2 separate regions of the Homo sapiens genome follow, and region 1 is linked to region 2. Evidence: chromatin contacts called from ENCODE Hi-C or POLR2A ChIA-PET data. All regions are on one chromosome and are shown on one strand. Each heading gives the region's core, a stretch centred on a gene start or an enhancer-like site at or near the end of the contact. The rest is flanking DNA. Distances are from core to core; before and after follow the strand shown. Region 1 overlaps MAMDC2 (MAM domain containing 2). Region 2 overlaps MAMDC2 (MAM domain containing 2).

Region 1 (5,390 bases), core at 1,861-4,360, 79 kb after region 2:
GGCTGGACTTTGGCTTGGGATAAAAGGTATTAAAAAAAAAAAAAAAAGAAAGAAAGAAAGGAAGAAATCATGCGTAAGCATGCAAAGAGGAACACAGCCAAGGGAATGGAATGCAGTGCCTGACCTGGAGCTCTCTGGCTTCTTTCAGTGAGAAGTGCCATCCTTCTCTTCAGTTACAACTCCCTTCTGACATGTGACTTATTGCTTTTATACAGAATAGATTGTCATAAGTGGTGGATTGGACAGGACTTGCTTTGGCTTAGGAGACATATTATATCCATGCAAAAAAAATTTTCACTGAACTATGGATCCCTTAATTGCTTTAGCTATAGAATGAGCAACACTTTTTTTTTAATAAAAGCAACGATATATGAACTATTTTCCAAAACTCTAGTACAAAACAAATATAACTTTAAAAAATGAAAATGAGAGAATCCCATAGATATACACTGTAAAATGAAAATATTGATTTATTATAGTACTGCTAAACATCAGTGGTACAATATAAAGAGAGAAGGGAGGGCAACAGTGGGCAAACCACCCATTCATATCTGAAAATGAGACAATAGCAGCCACTGCTGCCTTCCACAGTTTTCAAAAGTTGGCCAGGTTGGCTATTATGCCTTCTGATTTTACTTATAAAATAAAATGTCCTATGATTCCTTTTTGTTTTTTCCATCTTTAGCAGGAGATGCTAGGCGCTAAACATGCTTTGAAATTTTACAGATGATAGGTAGTGTCTTCTAGAATATTTCCATTGTATCTTAATTTTTTTTACATTTTCAACATTCCTTTTGGACAATGTAGTGGGGGAGAGGCATTTATTAGAAAGTTCTGACTTGCAGGTGGCATTGTATTATGCGCCAAGAGTGAACCAGATAGAGGAAGTTGCTCCTTAAGCTTGCAGGTCTGAAAGAACAAGGAATTGCCTCTCTTCAAAGGCAAGTAACTTCCATGATTGACACTTTTCTCTCATCAGCCCTCCAACAGTAATTATGCCAGAAACAGACCCAAACCTGGGCTAGTCACTTGTAGCAGGCTTTCTGGACATAAGGCTGTAATCACACCTGACTTTCCTTTCAGATAAGAAGTCCAGCCACTTCTTTAATTTATCGGATTATAAGGTAGAGGATATATATATTTAAAAATACCCCAATAGTCTTGCAGAGGTTAGAAGATGATAGCACTCCAAACTAGGAACAATTGAGTAAAAGCATAAAAAACTAGTGATATTAAATGAAAGACCATCCTTTCATTCACTTTTTAAATATGTGAATTACAGACTTACTTCCATGGGCAAATTATATTAGACTGAAGCTTGGCTTTTGAAGATGCCTTTTTTAAAAGAGTTTTTTTACCTAATGAATTTGACATTTCCAGAACAACTATAATTCATAGAGATTTCTGTAGCTTACATAAGGGCTGTTACCCACACCATCTTATCTGAGCTCCCCAGCAATCATTTAAGAGGATATTATTATTCCATGTTCTCTATATCATTTATTTATTTATTTATAGAGACAGGGTCTTGCTATGTTGCCCAGGCTGGTTGTAAACTCATGGACTCAGCCACATTCTGTATATCCTAACACTTCACAGTCTGTATCAAGAAGCAAGATGGAAATTCCTGTATGCATTTGTTTCTTCTCTTTTATTTTCCCTGCCCCACAGGCCTAAGCCACACTCATCTTGTGGATGACACTGGAGCTGTGACAGTCTGTTCTGTCCAGGCAGGGTGTCTTTTATTTTTATTGGAAATAAGATTATCACAGGTAAGAACATCTGGCATAGGCACAGTAGGTGACGGGTAAGAATTAGGTGATTTGATTGTAATTGGTTAGCTTCCTTAGATATTCCCAGGAGGAAGTAATGGCCTCAGGGGGCCTCCAGAAAAAAAAAGATCTCATGAAATTTCTTTCGCTTAGTGGATTGAGCCTGGGGCTAGCTCATATGATGACTATGGGACCTTCAATTTGCTGAATCTATCCACAAGCTTCTACACTCTTTGGGAGATTGGTTAAAAGTCTCTCGAAGACACCAAGACTTCAAGAGAAGTCTTGAGTTCTTCAGAGAAGTCTGGAGAAGACTGAGAATTTGTAAGGCAGTTTCATTGTTTTTGAAGGGTTTTTTAATATCCCCTAATTTTACTTGTGTTGGTCTATCTGTGGAAATGTGTGGTATGTACACACACACAAACCATACTACAGACAAACTCATAATACGAAACATTAAAGTTTTGTTTCTGCTGTTCTGAATATGCTTTGGTGCATGGAGACCTGGCAGGACTATAAAAATAAGGTATAACAAACTCATCCCAAGCAAGGGGCAGGAGAGGACAGTGCCTCCCTGGTCATCAATTACAATGACACATTCAAAGCCTAAGTCAGCTCTCCACTCACAGATTTGGACATTCCCTCCCCCTCCAGGACGGTTCTTGTGGCTTTCCATTGCTCTTGAGCCCAAGATAAACATCCTCAAGATCTGACTTATCATCTATCACTAGACCAAACCACATTACCTCATTTTCCTCTTCCCTGCCTACTCCCAAATTAAATCTTACTCCTGGCCTGCCCTTCTTCCCCTTCCCTGTCCCATCAAGCTCTCTCCTTTGTGTCAAACAAACAGCTGACAGTCTCTCTTCAGCCAGACTCTCAAAAATCAAACAAAAAAAGGTAATTTTCAGCCCTATGTAAACCATTTGGCTCAACAAACATTTATTATTAAGTGCCTACTTTATGCCAGGCAGAAAACAAAAACACATCAAAGGGCCTACCTCAGTGAGCTGACAGTCTACTGTGGAAGTATTATGTTCCAGGGATGCCTGAGTCAGGGCACCTAACCGGACCAGTAACCCCAAATCTCTCTTCATTTGACAGTGGAGGATTTTTAAAAATTAGGTGTTTCCACACTGTTTTTCACAAAATAGGAACTAGACCTGTTTGGGGATTAAAACCTTCCTGACCATTTAGAAACTCTGCAATATTTTCCATTCCTCGATGTTCAGTTTGCACTTGGCCACAAGACGTGGTTTAGGAAGAGCTGTTGGCCGCTAACTCAACACAGATTGGCAATGACACATGGAAACCTAGGAAACTGACTGTGTAAACAAACAATACTCCCAAATACACACACGGCCCAACCAACTGCCCCTGCAAACCCCACCACTGCAGAGCAAGGCACTTTTTTCTTCCTTTTTTCTTAACAGAGGACCTTAAGGTAAAAAATAAAAATAAAAATTTCCAGCAACAGGAAAATGATTAAATAGATTATGATCCATATTACAGACTGTTAGGCAACTATTTAAAATAATGAGTTAGATCGCTGTTGACCTGGAAATGTCACATGTATGAATGTGCAGATCTCTATAGACTTGGAAATGTCACATGCATGAATGTGTGTGGATATATGTACACATACATGTATAGTGCTACAGCATATAAAAACATAGGTACACTTTCATAAGCTTTAAAAATAATGTTTCTACATACATAGAGTGATTGTGGAAAGATGCATGCAGCACGCTGCTTTGATAATATTAGCTACCTCGAGGAGATGGGAAGAGGAAGACTATTAATCTATTAATTAGTCATTTATCCCCCATATTCTGTATTATTTGAATGGTCATAAAGGCATGAATGGTTTGGTCATTTAAAATAACCAATAGTGTATTAAAGCAAAAACAGGAGATGGAGAAAATACTATCTGCCCTACAAAATGAATGATACATTTAAAGTGTTTCAACATACACAAAGTAAATAAGAATAGTATTTTGCAATAACACTTGTAATTACACAACATCTAACCACCAAGAAGCTCTGTTTGCAGACAAACTTTCATTCAGTTTTAATCGACTGCAGCTGCACATGCTCCCACTCAGCCAGATAAAGGGCAGGTGTGTTTTGCTTATGTTGGGGACAGGCCGAAGGCACACCTGTCAAACAACTTCTGCAAGGTTGCACAGTGAGCTGTGGATCCCAGGGAAGTCCTCTGAAACTCACCCATTCATGTGTTCATGCTGGGTCTCTGGTTTGCAAAGGACAGATTTATTATGACATCTGAGAATAAACAAGTAGCCATTTTCCTATCAAAAACTCAGAAGTGGCCATTACATGTGCAGTTTAGAAGCAATTAGTCCAGTGCTCACAAATAACTCATGGAGGCTGACCAGAAAGCAAACCCCCTTGGCTTTGATTCATAACCCCCCAGCAGACCACCCACACTGTATGCTTAAGGACCATGTGTGCTCATCAACAAAACAATAAGATCTGACAGTCTAGGGCTGTTTATACTCATGGTGCTCTGCTGGGTGGCTCACTCAGTAGGAGAGAATAGTTAAGGTCATTCTTATAGCAGTTTATAATGTCATGAATTTGTTCCTTGAATAAGCCCTTTGAGAGCTTCTGTGTCTCAACATCAGAAAATCATCCTAGATCCATACTTGTACACAACAGTCTGTGCCAGTGAGATTCATTCTTTTGGGAGCTCTGCTAATAATGCACGGTAAGTGAGCCAATAGTCATCTATAGCATCTCAGGGCTTCCCCTTGGGGTGGAGGGTCAGGTAGAGCATGGTTTATTACCAATGAGTGTGCATCAGAGGCCAGGAGTTGGTGACCCAGTTGGGTGTCTTGACAACAAAACACACTAGCTAGGGGGAGGCTGGAGTGAAGACAAATTCCAGAAGATGGCTCCCTCTGTGCTAACCCTGAGGTCTTGGGATTCTCAGATGGACAGTTTGTGAAGTAAAGATCAATTGGAGCTGGTCACCTGAAGCAGGCTGGGTTTGCTGTGGGCCATCCAACATCCCCACTTCCTAAGGAGGTAGAATTCCTAAGGGAAGGAGGGCAATAATTCTGAGTGTGCGAGGCCTGGGGATGAGGATTTTTGTTGGCAGGACATGGCAGCTTGCATGATAGGCTTGGCTACCCATTGTTTCTTAATTAACAGCTGAGAAAAGAAAAGAATTTTCATTGGAGGAACGCAAATCCTTTAAAATTTTCAGGTCCAGAGAGATATTAAAAGGAGGTAGCAATTACATCCTACTCCCGGCTTTGAGCTATGTTTTCATGTCTTGAAACTGCTTGCTATTGCCCAGATAGCTATAAATTAACCTAATCATGCTACACAGGGTACTACAACCCACACCCTATACCTTAACAATGTATATAGCCAATCACTAATCAACATTGTTTTTGTAAACCAATAAGAATTCCTAACTTTGTGTTAGTTCACTCCGTGTCCCCTTTCTTCACCTTTAAAAACTTGCTTATAACAAAGGTCAATGGAGCTCATACCCAAGGTTGCTTGAGTCTGAGTCTTCTGGGCAGCTGTCCTCACTTGGCTTGTGAAACGTTTAAATTATATTTTGTGCCTCAGCCTCTTCACTTTAGG
Region 2 (5,939 bases), core at 1,565-4,064:
GCAGATTGCAGCCAGTTCGAGACCAGCCTGAGCAACATGGCAAAACCCCCTCTCTACTAAAAGTATAAAAAATTAGCTGGGCACGGTGGTGTACACCTGTAGTTCCAGTTACTCAGGAGGTTGAGGTGGAAGGATCACCTCGGCCCGGGAGGTTGAGGCTGCAGTGAACTGTGATCACATCACTGCACTCCAGCCTGGGTGACAGAGTGAGATCCTGTCTTAAAAAAACAAAACAAAACAAAAGTACCCAGGAAAGAAAAAGTAGAGAATCAGGTATGTCAGGAATTCATGTTCTCAAACCAAATCAAGATAGGTTTTAAAATAATCAGGGTTATTGCTTTTCACTTTATAGGATGTTATAGTTTAACAACTACCAAATATAATGAATAGAATTTTGCCAGGAAATGGAGGAAATAAATTTTGTTGGGTGCTGTGAAGTCAAATCAAATCAAATCTTTGTTATATAGTTCAAAAGGACTGTTTGTGTTAAAGAACTAAACACTGGCTGTATTAAATATTTTTTCACTGCCTTTTAGAGTAGATTCCATGACCTGCTTGATAGACATGGTAGACTAGGTTGTTGGGTTAATCCACCATCTACTTTACCAATTGAATGGCCCCATTTAGGCCTATAATTAGCATGTAAATGATAGCTTCCAGAAATTGCCTTCTATATTTGGATAGAAACATTTCAGTCCTGTGCCAACAATATCATAACTTACCCATTTTCACAAAATGAACCTAGTTAAGTTCTTATTATAAGTGGTAGACCTCAACAATTTCCCAGACGGTTTGATTTTGAGTTAAATTTAACTTTTCTTCTGATGAGGTTAAAATCTTTTGAAATCATTTGCACAGATAAATTTGGTTACGACAACTACAGAGTTGGTGGCATAATTATTCACAAAATTACTATAATCCAGTCAGTGAAATTCCAGAGCCCTTCATTAAGATGCTACTGACACATCTGTAAGATATACTATACGATGTAATTGCATTCATTTAACTGTTTGACAATAAGTTGTAATAGAGTTTTTAAAAAATTTCAATATTGAGATACTTGGCAAAATGGATGAAATTATTACAAATCCCTGAAGGCAGACTAAGTGAAGCTTTATCTAGAAAAGTAAGTGTGAGGCTTTAGCATTCTTAGAACCTAGCACTGTTTTGAGAAATAGCTGCAAAATTGCAAAAGCATGCCTGCTGCAGATACTATATTTGGTCTTCATCTCCCACAAAAGGCAGAATGACCATGTGTTTTTAAATAAGTTTTTAGCTGACCAATACTTTTTTTCTTAAAGGACCCATCTGGTTAGTTTTTTCTTTTTTAAAAGACCCATCTGATTTAATTCAACTTTTGGCTCTTACAAGCGACAGAGATCAAGCAGCTTCCAGCTTTTCTCAGTGTGAAAGTCTTTCTGCTCCCAGGAGCCTTCAGGTCTGGGCTAGGGACCACACTGTGATAGAATACAGGCCTGTAGCTGAACTTTTTCATTGCTATTTGGATGGTAAACATCCAAACCTCTCAACTCAAAGATTTCAGAAATCTGCTTTATTTTCTGATCTTTAGGCCACTGTAAGGGGAGGGGAGGTTCCAGAAGGGACCACAGAATCAGCTATTTTTTAGAATGAAGAACAGGTCCAGAGAGCCTGTGATAGCAGCTCACACAACAGCCAGTTGCAGACTCGGGTATGAAACATTACACCCCTTCCTGATCCCTGATAGAATGTATTTCATTATACAGCCCCCTCATTTTCCCTATTTTGCTTTAGGTATCTTAAAATACGATTCTGAGAGACATGATGCAACTCCCCAGTTAATAGCATGGGACCAAACATTTCTTTGACTTGTGTTTACAACAAGCTTCCTGTCATTTTGCCTTACGTTTGTTGATGGAGTATTTTGGTAACTCAGCACAGGAGCCTGACTCTTACATAGATTGTGGCTGATTTTCAGAACTGGCTAATGTCGAACCAGCCATAGTATCTCCTCCTTTCCACAGCAGCTCTTCCCTCACCTCAGCCACGTCCTTCTCACCCTTAGCCGAAGACATCACTGCCCTGCTCTGCGCTGAAAATGTAGGCCCCCCAGAAAGAATGCTCACAGCTTCTCCGACATCCACATCTACACCCTTATCTTCACTTGCACCCATTTTCACTTTTCCCCCTTGTTTTGAGAGCAAAGTGTGTCTGATTGCAAAGTTCATGTTCTTTTCATGGTGGGACAGAGAAGACTAATCCTACACAATTAATGTTGAAGATGCAAGTGGAAAATAAATGAGAAAAACCTCTGAAAAAAATGAACATTAGACAAAGCTAAGATGACATCATTTTTAATGTTTTAGTCTCTAATTCCCCACCCTAATAATGAAGACATTATTATATTTAATTACCCCATAAAGCTTTCATTATCACTGAAGGAAAATAGGTGCAAATGCCTTCCTGATTTTTACATGTACTCCTCAAGAGGGCAGGTGACCATCTGGTGACTTCTGTTTTTTGTTCTTTTTTTTTTCTGGAGACAGGGTCTCCCTCTGTTGCCCAGGCTAGAGTGCAGTAGCGCAATCACGGCTCACTGCAACCTCTCCCTCCTGGATTCGAGGGATTCTCGTGTCTCAGCCTCCTGAGTAGCTGGGATTACAAGCATGCGCCACCATGCCTTGCGAATTTTTTTACTTTTAGTAGAGACAGGGTCTTACCATGTTGGCCAGGCTGGTCTTGATCTCCTGGCCTCAAGTGATCTGTCTGCCTCACCCTCCCAAAGTGCTGGGATTACAGGTGTGAGTCACCGTGCCCAGCCAGTCTGGTGATTTCTAATAGGCCTCCGGGCTGCCTGTGATTTTGTGTAAAAAAAATCAGTGCTGGGCTAAAAATACAATGTGGTTTCTCTCTGGCCCACCTCCCATAGGGAGTTCTCCTGGTCAAACACTGCCCTGACAAATGTAATGTAATAAAATGTAAAGACCAATTTAATTGTCATGTCCAAGGACAGGCATTATAATTGGAGTCATTGTTGTGGCTCACTTGGAGTTACAAAAACGTCAGTCCTGCCAGAAGATAGATTTATAGAATGCAATCCACAAACAGCAAAAAGGAAGAATCTAGGTCCTCCTCTTGCCTCTCAAGGGCTCACTCTGCTCTAGATGAACCCCTCCTGGGCCTGAAGAAGACAGCAAGCACTTTTAGCAATCCTTTGCTAATAAGAATGCTGACTTTGCCCTACCCACCTCTGAGACATAGAGGCAATTAGCCTGATTTTCATTGATTCCCAAGCCAAAGTGTAGATCCATGAAGTGAAGAAGAGCTGCAGTTTAAAGCTTACATAACTCTTACCCCTTTTTAACCTATGCCACACTTATTTAACCAACTCCTAATAACAGACAATATGGTAGTTTCCACTCTCTCAGTATTATAAATATTACTGGAATGAACGATTATAGCTAAATCTTTGTGCATAACCATGATTATTTCCTTATGATAAATCCCTAGATGTAGAATTGTTATGTAATAAAGTATGCATGTTTGAGCGCTTCCTTTTTTATTCATGTAATTAAATTGTTATTAAAACATTGTGCCAATTTACCCTCATATAAGAGCACATGATAATCCTTATTTCCTTGCATCCTCACCTTTCCAGGGTAATGTTATACGTGTGTGTGTGTGTGTGTGTGTGTGTGTGTGTATTATGCATGCACACATATATGTTTATATATATACATATACAGTCATACACTGCATAATGACATTCCAGTCAATGATGGACTGCATGTACAATGGTAGTTCCATAAGATTATACTACCATATTTTTACTGTACTTCTGTCTCTTTAGATATGTTTAGATACAAAAATACTTACCATTGTGTTGTAACTGTTGCCATTATTTAATACAATAACATGCTGTATAGGTTTAAAGCCCAGGATCTGTAGGCTATACCATACAGTCTAGGTGTGTAGTAGGCTATACCATCTAGGTTTGTATAAATATTCTATGATATCCTCACAAGGACAAAATTGCCTAACAAACACATTTCTTGGAATGTATCCTTATCATTAAGTGATACATGACTGTATATACATATATAAGTACATTTGAATGTATTTATTCAATTATCAATTAAAAATTTTTTCACTTTAGAAAACATTAATATGTATACATATGTATAGTACATATATTGAAAAATAAATCTTTCACTTAGACCAGAAAACATTTATATGTATATATGTACATATTATATATATTTAAAAATAAATATTTCACTTTAGACCCAAATATGCATATATGTATATATATAAATGGGTATATATATTTATACTTGCATCTAAAGTGAAAGATTTATGTTTTAATTCATAAATTGAACAATACAAACAGTGTACAGTATAAATACAGCAATTAATACAAACATCATACTCCAGGGTATTATGTTTTTAAAATATTTTGATAGACAAATGTATTATTTCATTACTTTTAAGATTTCTTTGGCTGGGTGTGTTGGCTAACACTTGTAAAGCACTTTGGGAGGTCATACATGGGTGGATCGCTTGAGCCCAGGGGTTTGAGACAAGCTGGGTAATAGTGAGACCACATTTCTACAAAAAATGCAAAAATTAGCTGTACATGATGGTGCACACCTGTACTTCCAGCTACTTGGGAGGCTGAGGTGGGAGGATCACCTGACCTTGCAGAGGTCAAGGTTACAGTGAGCTATGATCACACCACTGGACTCCAGCCTGGGTGACAGAGTAAGACCCTGTCTAAAAACATAATGTCTTTGATTATAATGAGGTTGGGTATATTTGTGCATTTATTTTCTGGTTATATTTCTTTTTTTCTGATTTGCCTGTATATATCCTATCCGCTTTCCTATTGCTTAGTTTACCTTTGGCTTATTGATTTATTAGATTTATATATTTATTTTAAATGTATTAAGACTTTGTTGCATATGTTGCAACCTTTTTTTCCCCCTCTGACTTGACATTTGCCTTTCAGATTTGTTTATGTGGCATTCCTCGTTTGAATAAAGCAGAACCAAATGTCTTGGTTTGAAGATTGAGATGAAATGGGAGGGCCACAAATAGTAATTTATCTTTGAGCATCGTATAGATAAACATGTAACCTGATACTAAACAAAAGTAAATGCTCATGGACTGTCAGTGATGTGGTGGGATATGCCAGAGGGAAGTGATTTGTGGACTCACTGGAGAGAGACTTCTACTAGAAGTAAGTACTAAACAGATAGTGCAGAAAATATCCAGAGAAAGACATATAAGAGGAGGAGGGAAAGGTAGGCATATCTATGCAAAAGGAAATAAGGTATGTTTCCTCTGGTGAAATTAGAGAGTCTTTATTAATGTGTGAATTGTCAATTTCTAATTGCATGAGTTGAGCTTATAGCTCTAGAGGCCAGCAAATACTTATTTGGTCTATGAGCTCAGAAAACCAGAGGATCCCCAGAGAATCTCAATGCGAGCATCAAAAAATAATGTGGCATCACCTAGAATTTGGGAAAATATTTCTTTAAAATGCAATGACTGTACGGCTGTGAAATATTCACAAGATAGAAGTTTGGAAGTGGGGAAGGGAAGTGGTATTTTCAGGTTCATAAACAAACTTTGGAATAAATGTTTGCCTAATTAAGCTTATTAGTAAAACTATAGGGAAAGAATGCCTGGTCTGTCTTTTCGGATGTCTCCATATTGCTGGGAGAACAAATTGCTGATCCAACAATGTTCCATGAAATTACTCAGAAAACTCACGAAAGAATGGACTGACATAAACACTATGTTCGTGTAAAGTATGTGTCAGCAACTACCAGTTGTGCTAATCTATCTTCCCAGTAATTTTCTCATAAGTTGGCATGAAACACAGAAGGTCTCAACAAATAACTGAAAGGAAATGAAACAGAAGGAAAACAAGAGTATCTCAGCCTGCCTTACTCATA

What was found. A loop is a pair of places that touch in the nucleus more often than their neighbours do. ChIA-PET counts read pairs that join two places held with the same protein, here RNA polymerase II (POLR2A).
Region 1: a map of endothelial cell of hepatic sinusoid shows a loop between it and region 2 (4-fold over the local background). The contact joins two enhancer-like sites. A Hi-C loop is called at or near these places in 4 of 168 maps with a recorded cell type or tissue (dorsolateral prefrontal cortex, endothelial cell of hepatic sinusoid, endothelial cell of umbilical vein and 1 more) and 1 of 37 single-sample maps with no recorded cell type. POLR2A ChIA-PET finds 5 or more read pairs at or near these places in 1 of 52 experiments (PC-9).

The regions. Positions count from the first base shown.
Region 1 is chr9:70,078,356-70,083,745 of GRCh38, reverse strand. All of the region lies in intron 2 of MAMDC2 (MAM domain containing 2), which reads right to left. Among named protein-coding and RNA genes, the nearest start is that of MAMDC2, 37 kb to the right of the region's middle. Within about 2 kb of position 3,110, at least 12 of the 41 ENCODE cell types and tissues checked have a DNase peak (open chromatin) inside an H3K27ac peak, as active enhancers do.
Region 2 is chr9:70,156,791-70,162,729 of GRCh38, reverse strand. All of the region lies in intron 9 of MAMDC2 (MAM domain containing 2), which reads right to left. It overlaps MAMDC2-AS1 (MAMDC2 antisense RNA 1), which reads left to right. Exons shown (of 4, transcript NR_040076.1): 3 at 4,988-5,218. Among named protein-coding and RNA genes, the nearest start is that of MAMDC2-AS1, 16 kb to the left of the region's middle. Within about 2 kb of position 2,814, at least 2 of the 41 ENCODE cell types and tissues checked have a DNase peak (open chromatin) inside an H3K27ac peak, as active enhancers do.